Regions from separate parts of the Homo sapiens genome. Here region 2 is linked to region 1. The links are chromatin contacts, found by Hi-C in ENCODE. All regions are on one chromosome and are shown on one strand. The core of a region is the stretch at or near the end of the contact, and the rest is flanking DNA. Distances in the headings are between cores, read along the strand shown. Region 1 holds the start of USB1 (U6 snRNA biogenesis phosphodiesterase 1). Region 2 holds the start of SETD6 (SET domain containing 6, protein lysine methyltransferase).

Region 1 (4,233 bases), core at 1,215-3,714:
AAGGAGGCCAGACCTCCCAGGTCTGAGAGCCCAGTGGCAAATGGCCTCTGACAGTCAATATTTAGGACAACTACGTGGAACCAAGGACCATTTCAAAAACTCTCACCTATGAGGGACTGACCACACCCCTTCAACTATCCCTGACCACAGGCCCATTCTCTCTCCGCGTGACAGGATGGGTGGCCCTACAGGAACCAGAGCCCATAGGTGATGGGGGCTAGATGAGAGGGCCACAGAACCACCCAGGCTTGATGTCCACACAGCAGAACTTCCTCACTCTGGTTCTCTCCCAGAACTCACACACACACACACACACACACACACACACACAAAGTCCTAAATCCTCTGAATCTCATAGTGTCAAGGCCTGCAGGAAAATGTAAGAAACTGCCCTGGTCTGCCTTGGCAATGCAGGATGCAGCATGCTAACCACAGAGCATTTCTCATCACCTCTCTAGAGACAACTCCATTCCCTTACTCCAAGCCTATAAAGTTCTGGGTAATTGTTGGAAGGTAAAGCCCACCCAGCCCAGGCAAATCTCTAACTCACCACTTTGTGGCAGCATGAGGTAATGCCAGCGAGAGGGAGGAACTTTCAGAGTCAGATGCAACCCACTTCCAGGTTCCCAGCTCATCTGCCTCTTACATTTAAAAGTTTGTAAGTTTTCTCCTGAGCAGAGGAAGAAGGAAGGAGAAGCCTTCACAGGACAGTCTGGCCTCTAACTGCTCTGCCAAAGAAATGTAAGAGTCAGGCTAAAAGCTGTCATCCTCAGCATCTTCCGGAAGGGAGGGAGGAGAGGAGCGGCTGCTCTGGGTGGAGGCAGCAGGTTGCTTGAGCAAGCAGGTACCACTCTAAGCCTTCTCGGGACAGAGAGGGGGAAGGTGGGCTTCTCTGAGCGCCTGTAGGTCCGCTGTGCCAACCCACTGTTTTGTTTGCTTTTTCTGGCATGAATGGCTGTCAGACAGTGTCCCCTGGCTTGGTCTGCAGCACCCCCTGCCCACCCTGGCCCTCCTGCAGCAAGGTGCAGCCAGGAAGCCTCTGTGATCACTCCGCAAAGGGGAGAGAGGAGGCAAGGAGAGGCAGGGGAGGCCCCCCACCTGCGCCCCACCCCGTCTCTTCTTCCTCCCTGAGAAACCGAATGAAAGCCGATCACCTCCCGCCGGCCCTGCCTGCAGGCCCAGCTGGGCTGCGTCCTGTCAGCCCTCGTCCGGGATGGCCCGGCCGCTGCGACCCGAGGGCGAGCCCCGAGGGCGGCCGGGCTGGAGAAAGGCCCCAGGGCTACAGGCCGGGCCCAGGAAGCGGCTGCGCCTCGAGGCCCGGCCTGGGCCGCCCAGAAGCTCAAGAGGCCGCTAGGTCGCGGCGGAGGGGCGCGGGGGGGCGGCCGGGCCGGCAGAGGAAGGGGTGCGGCGGGCGCGGGGGTGGCCCCCAGATGCGGCCCCGGGCGCCCCGCCGCTCACCTGCTCCAGGCCGCCTGCAGGGCAGGCGCGGGGCGAGCGGCGACCAGCTGCTCTCTCGGCCGCCCCTTTATTCCGGCTCCATCCGCGGCGGCGCGGCCTACGCGCGCTGCCAATCCCCGGCCTCGCGTAGCGGCTGCGGCCGGACCGGGGGCGGGGGACGGGCTAGCGGCGGCCGGAACGGAGGAAGCGACGCGCGCTGCCGGAGTAGCGGGGCCGGGGCGAGGAGCGCCGGGAGGGCGGGCGGACGGACCGATGGCCTTGCGGAGACGGGCGGACGGGCGGGCGGCGCGGGGGCCAGGGAGGCGGGGCCGGGGGAGGAGCGGCATCCCGGGCGGCGGCGGCCAATGCGGGAGGAGCGGGCGGCGCGGAGCGAGGCCGCCCCCTGCCGGGGACCCCGTGGCCGGGCCAGGTCGGACAAGCCGGGTGCTCCGGGCGGTTTTCGAGTCGCCAGGCCTGGGCGCCTCGACTAACCGAGGAAGGGCGCTCTGCTTCCGGCCACCCCGCTCGGGCTTAGGGGAGGGGGCTCCGGGTGACCGCCCTCGGCCCGGCTCTGCGCAGGAGAGGAGGGGCCTCCTAGAGGCTCTGGTCTGCCACAATTGATCCGCCCCTAACTGCTCAGCTTGGCTTTTAGGGGCTTGGACTTTGGGCTGGTTTGAGGAGGGGGCTCCAGGACCTCTGATCCTGGCCGGGCTCGGGGCAGGCAGGGGTCTCCGCTGGGTCTAGTGCGCTGACCCGGGACTGTCGTGTCTGGTATGTCTGGTCCCGGGTGGCTGCAGACAGCAGCGGGCAGAAAGGTGAGGGCCCTGAGCGATATATGAAATGGGTACACGAAGGCTGGGGAGGTCCCAGCGGGGTGCCGGGAGGCTGCAGGTGACCAGATCCGCGTGCGCAGCCGGCAGACAGCTTGGAGTCGGTGGGCTGAATCTTCACCACTGTCCTGCCGGGTTCCGCCCCTCCCGGCTCCGCCCCGAGGCGGTGCCAGCCCAGGCCCCGCCCCTGGGAGGGCGCTTCCGGCACAGCGGAACTCCGGGTGCCGGTTGAGGTTGCTGGTGGACCTGCTCTGGTGGTCTTGGATGAGGCCCCATGAGCGCGGCGCCCCTGGTGGGCTACAGCAGCAGCGGCTCCGAGGATGAGTCCGAGGACGGGATGCGGACCAGGCCGGGGGATGGGAGCCACCGTCGGTGAGGAGTGAGGAAGTCTCTCCGGAGGGCGCGCGCATTCACCCTAGAGCCAGACGGGACCCGAATGTCTGGGGGTGGAGTGGGGAGGGAGGATGCGGGGCGGCTCTGGGAAGGAAAAGGGGACGCAGGAAGAAAGGAGGATCCAGAAGATATACCCCTCCCCCCCACCCCAGACAAAGCTCCAGAGTGGCCCCACCTGGCTAGGGCCAAGTTGGGAGGCCAGACCTGGGTTCGGGTCCAGCCTCGCGCTGGCCCACTCTATCGCCTGGCACACATCCCTGTACCATCCTAGGTCCGTTTCCTGATTTGAATACAATTGCGATAGTAATACTTGCTAAAGCGTAGGGAGAGCCTTTTCATTCATCCAGTAAATATTCACTGAGCACCCACTCCCTGCCAGGCTGGGGTCTGGTAATTCAGTGGTGAACAAAACCGTCGGCCTTACTTCCTGGGGCTTAGATTCTTAAATGCTAGGCCTTATCTTTGCTGAGTGCTTTACAAGCAGTAGCTCAGTTGATCCCACAATTGCTCTATCAGGTAGACATATACTTTCAGATGAGGCATTTGAGGCCCAGAAAGGGGACATGACTTGCCCAAGGTCATAGAGCTAGAAAGTGCTACTCCAGCTGCAGCCTGTCCAGCTTGGAAATGTGACCCCTGAACCACATTGTTGCATGCCCTGTTGTTTCCCATGGGGACCTTGTGCCCCAGAGTTGGAGACCCCAATGAGACAATACTGGAGAAACAATTTCGCTATCTAGAAGCTGCTTCCAGCACCAGGCTGGAAACACACACTCAGAGCCACCATATATAAGGGGTTACAACTTTTGTGGTATATACAAAGGTAGAGAATGCTAACAGGATAAATGTACTCATTTTTCTTTTTTTCTTTTGCAGTGGCCAGAGCCCCCTTCCCAGGCAGAGATTTCCAGTACCTGACAGTGTGCTGAACATGTTCCCGGGCACCGAGGAGGGGCCTGAAGATGACAGCACAAAACACGGGGGACGGGTGCGCACCTTCCCCCACGAGCGAGGCAACTGGGCCACCCACGTCTATGTACCATGTGAGTGATGTGTGAAAGGCAAGTTGCCAAGACCCATAGACCCGTAGGTGCCTCATGAAGGGCAGAATCTGGCCCCAACTAGAAGGAAGAAACCAGAAACCTCTAACACTGGTGGTGGGAAAGTCATTGACTTAGCAGAGAAAGAGCAGGTTTCAAGAACTGGGGATTTTTCTGTCATCTTGGTTTTGAATTCGTAGCCTAAAATGTGTATTACCTCTGGGTATAATATTCTCCCTGTTCACGAGGAGGTGACCAAAGGAGAATCTGGAGCAGGGTGTCAAGGTCATGCCAGGCACTTTATTTCTGAGAGGGCCCTGGGTACGCTGGGTGTGCAAGGTTCAAATCCCACCCTAGCTCTGATCAGCAGGTGGAAGACAAAAAATGCCCAGGCTTCAGAGTCAGACCTCACTCCGCTGCCCACTACTCTGGGTGCCCTTTATAAGATACTAGACTTCTCAGAGCTTCAGTTTCTTCAAATCTAAAATGGGGGTAGCACTGGCTAGGCCAGGTGGCTCACACCTATAGTCCCA
Region 2 (4,233 bases), core at 518-3,017, 510 kb after region 1:
CAGTTCGAGACCAGCCTGGGCAACATGGTGAAACCCCGTCTCTACTAAAAATACAAAAATTAGCTGAGCATGGTGGCGCGTGCCTGTAATACCAGCTACTCGGGAGGCTGAGGCAGGAGAATCGCTTGAACCTAGGAGGCAGAGGTGGTAGTGAGTGGAGATCGTGCCACTGCACTCCAGCCTGGATGACAGAGCAAGACTCTGCCTCAAAATAAAACAAAAAAACAAAATACAGCTCTCCAGAAAAAAATGCCTTAAAGACAAAACAAAACACCCCTGCCCTCCAAATCTCTTGCCTGAGTCACTACATTCCTTCAAAGATAAATGACCTACTCTTTGCCTTCTCCTAAACATACGATCATGTCTGACAGGGTTAATGATTATACTCTGCAATCTATAACCAGATATACTTATCCCTAAACTTTGATATGATTTTACACATACTAAATCTTCACCTATGTATAACCTAAACTAAAATACCGTGTTAGAGGAGCCTCACAAGATTACTCCTGGGCTACAGGCCTCAGTCTATAGTCCTCAATAAGGCTTCTAAATAAAACTAATTTTAATTATTTAAAAGCTTAATATTTTTTCTTTAGTCAACATACCAATCCTTACATTAATTCTACAGAGTAGGTATTATCTTAGTTTCGCAGGTGAGGAGACTAAGGTTCAGGAAAAAGGATTTGCCTGAGTAACAGACCAGGCCGCGCGCGGTGGCTCACGCCTGTAATCCTAGCACTCTGGGAGGCCGAGGCGGGGGGATTGCCTGAGCTCAGGAGTTCGAGACCAGCCTGGGCAACGCGGTGAAACCCCGACTCTACTAAAAATAAACACAAAAAATTAGCTGGGCATGGCAGCGTACGCCTGTAGTCCCAGCTACTTGGGAGGCTGAGGCAGGGGAATTGCTTGAACCCGGGAGGTGGAGGTTGCAGTGAGCCGAGATCGCACCACTGCACTCCAGCCTGGGCGAGACTCCCGTCTCCCCAACGCGCCAAAAAAAAAAAAAAAAAAAAGGAAAAAAAAAAAAAACTGAGTGTTGAGCTGCGGCGTTGCTTGGCTTCAAAACCCATTCCTGTAACCTCTATATTCACAGCCTCATTTTCTTACATTTAACAGCATGCTACTTCCCCAGGTTTAACCACCATTTGTTTTATTCATTTATTTACCCAATAGGTAGATATTGAGTCCCTACTATGTCAGCTAATAAAACCCACCACGTGCTATGCAGCAGATTAAAAACGAGGATGTACTGGCAAATAAGGGCAGAGAGGATCTATTCTAGATCCAGGAGCCCTCTAGGCCACGCCACTCTGAAACACACACGAAAACTGCTCTGAACGAATACCACCAGTAAAAGGGTTCCATGGCCATCGGCAACAAGGGGTCGAGATCAGGAGGTCGCTCGCCGCCCAGTTGCGTCGCTCACCACCGGCCGGCCACCAGACCCTCGGCTTCCGATCCAGAAACCGTATTTTGTTCTTGCACCCAGACCGCAAGAAGCCTCAGCCCTCGGGGACAGACCGAAGGCCAGGGCTGTACCTGGCTCAGAACCAGGCGCCAAGCGGCACGGGACTCTCCTTCTGCACTCGCAGCGCGTGAGTGCAATTGGAGATCCTGGACTCAAGATGTTTTCATGAGGAACGATTCCAGCCCGCGGTAACTCCGGCCAGTCTGCAGCGTGGACGACAAAACAGGCACCACGTGGTTCCGGCGCCGGGGCGGGGCCAGAGACGCCGGAAGTGACCGCGCGGTGCGCCGGCCCGCGAGGAAACGCGCTCTTAGACCATGGCGACCCAGGCGAAGCGTCCACGGGTGAGTGGCGGGCGCGGGGTCCAGCCTTTTCCTCCGCGCCTCACCCCTTCTCCGTTCGCAGAACCGTCCGCCTGCGCCCCCTCCGCTCCCTCCCGCGGGTCCCGCGCCCCTCTCCGCTCGTCCCCTCCTCCACCCAAAGCCCGTTCTGCGCTCGCGCCGCGGTCTCCTGCAGTTCCCAGCGGCCTCTCTGGGGGTCGGACCTGGTCACTGCGCGCACTTATCTCAGGTGGCGGGGCCCGTGGACGGCGGCGACCTGGATCCTGTGGCCTGCTTCCTGAGCTGGTGCCGGCGGGTGGGGCTGGAGCTGAGTCCCAAGGTGAGCGAGCGAGCCGGCGGGCGGAGGACCCGCGGCGGGGCGCGGGCTGCCCTGACCAGCCCTCCTGCTCAGGTGGCGGTCAGCCGGCAGGGCACGGTGGCCGGCTACGGCATGGTGGCCCGGGAGAGCGTGCAGGCCGGAGAGCTGTTGTTCGTGGTGCCGCGGGCCGCGCTCCTGTCGCAGCACACCTGCTCCATCGGCGGCCTGCTGGAGCGAGGTGGGCACGGCGGCGGGCTAGGGCCCTGGGGCGGGGCGGGGCGGGGCGGGGCGGGCCCGGCCCGCGAGGCCGCGCCGGGGCGCTCACACCTGTGTCTTCCTCAGAGCGAGTTGCGCTGCAGAGCCAGTCGGGCTGGGTGCCACTGCTGCTGGCGCTGCTCCACGAGCTGCAGGCCCCGGCCTCACGCTGGAGGCCCTACTTTGCGCTCTGGCCCGAGCTGGGCCGCTTGGAGCACCCGATGTTCTGGTGAGAGCCTTGGGAGGGGTTGGGGAGCGCCTGCACCGTAGCCTGCTGCAAGAAGTTTCCCCGCCCCTGCACCAGTCCTACCCAGTAAAGTGTGTGAAGGAATGAAGGGAACCTGGGTGTGGGTGTCCCTGCAGGCCAGAGGAGGAGCGCCGGTGCCTGCTCCAGGGCACAGGCGTACCTGAGGCCGTGGAGAAGGATTTGGCCAACATCCGCAGCGAGTACCAGTCCATCGTGCTGCCCTTCATGGAAGCCCACCCCGATCTCTTCAGCCTCAGGGTTCGCTCCCTAGAACTCTACCACCAGCTGGTGGCCCTTGTGATGGCCTATAGGTCAGTGGGTGGGGCCTCTGAGGACGGAACCCTTTTCTTTACAACTCTATAGAGGGACAAAAGTGGAAAAACAGTGAAATCCACCCCCAGTCCCTCACCCAAGACAGGGCCTTAGCCAGGTTCTGTCAATGGCAGCTTTCAGGAACCACTGGAGGAAGAAGAGGATGAAAAGGAGCCCAACTCCCCCGTGATGGTGCCTGCTGCAGACATACTAAACCACTTAGCCAATCACAACGCCAATCTAGAATACTCTGCGGTGAGTGGAGTTTCTCTTGGTGCACTGATTGAGCATGATTCAAGCCATTGTGTCTTAGGCTCCATTCTCTTACTAGTGCTACAAAATGAGTAGGTGAAATCAGCTCCTCCTGTATGTCCTTTTAGTATGCATATTACTGTAGAATCATTTGAATGCGAAACATTTTAAAGTCCTCAAAGTAAGTTGTGGTTAATCCTCTGATAAACTATACTACCATCATTTATTTAGTGCTAGACATTGAGTGGTCTGCATAGCCATGTTTCATTCCTTTCTGGCTGATCACATCAGTGAGCCCAGACTGTGTGTGGCTCTGTGGATAGCAGCCTGGAACAGTGATAGTCTCCGTGTTTTGGAGGGATGAGGACATTCACAGGCCAAAGGTCTAAGACGATCCTAGAACTGATATAAAGCTGTGTTTATACCAGCTCTATTCTATATAAAAAGTAGCCTGAAAAGATGGCACATTTATAGGATCAGAAATTAGTAAGTATGGTTATTTCTTAATCCTTGCCTCCATTTTCCTTTCCCACTTTGATCTGCGAAAGTTCCATTTTTTCCCCCCCGAGGCGGAGTCTCACTGTGTCGCCCAGGCTGGAGTGCAGTGGCGTGATCTCGGCTCACTGCAACTGCCGCCTCCTGGGTTCAAGCAATTCTCCCTGCCTCAGCCTCCCGAGTAGTTGGAATTACAGGCTCCTGCCACCATGCCCGGCTAATTTTTGTATTTTTTAGTAGGGATGGGGTTTCTCCGTGTTGGCCAGGCTGGTCTTGAACTCCTGATCTCAGGTGATCTGCCCACTTTGACCTCCCTAAGTGCTGGGATTACAGGTGTGAGCCACTGCGCCTGGCCGAAAATTTCGTTTTTAAAGCTAGCAACTTTTTAAGTGCTGAAGAGGACTGTGCAGAAATCCACCCAGTTAAACATGAAGCTGGCCTTTTAAAGTTAGCCCAACCCTTTTTTGTTTCACAGTTTAGGGTCTAACAGGAACTAAAGGTAGAACTTTGGTAGTTAACAGCATCAGTCATGGCTGAACTACACCTGCTGAAGGCTCTTCTT

Evidence for each region. Hi-C counts contacts between places; a loop is a spot of excess contacts on that map. Pooled maps may share reads with other maps.
Region 2: a map of CD8-positive, alpha-beta T cell shows a loop between it and region 1 (5-fold over the local background). The contact joins the promoter of SETD6 here to the promoter of USB1 in region 1. A Hi-C loop is called at or near these places in 2 of 168 maps with a recorded cell type or tissue (CD8-positive, alpha-beta T cell and ascending aorta) and 9 of 50 pooled maps.

What each region holds. Positions count from the first base shown.
Region 1 is chr16:57,998,943-58,003,175 of GRCh38, forward strand. USB1 (U6 snRNA biogenesis phosphodiesterase 1) reads left to right here and starts at 2,465. Exons shown (of 7, transcript NM_024598.4): 1 at 2,465-2,639; 2 at 3,537-3,703. The coding sequence starts at 2,542. It overlaps ZNF319 (zinc finger protein 319), which reads right to left and starts at 1,730. Exons shown (of 2, transcript NM_020807.3): 1 at 551-1,730. RefSeq lists enhancers at 814-1,083, 1,941-2,110, 2,283-2,577, 2,604-2,703 and silencers at 1,204-1,333, 1,384-1,983, 2,274-2,523.
Region 2 is chr16:58,513,750-58,517,982 of GRCh38, forward strand. It overlaps SETD6 (SET domain containing 6, protein lysine methyltransferase), which reads left to right and starts at 1,768. Exons shown (of 8, transcript NM_001160305.4): 1 at 1,768-1,815; 2 at 2,042-2,348; 3 at 2,453-2,594; 4 at 2,729-2,923; 5 at 3,059-3,179. The coding sequence starts at 1,789. It also overlaps a transcript of NDRG4 not described here. RefSeq lists enhancers at 1,443-1,612, 2,653-2,822, 3,472-3,641 and a silencer at 1,733-2,392.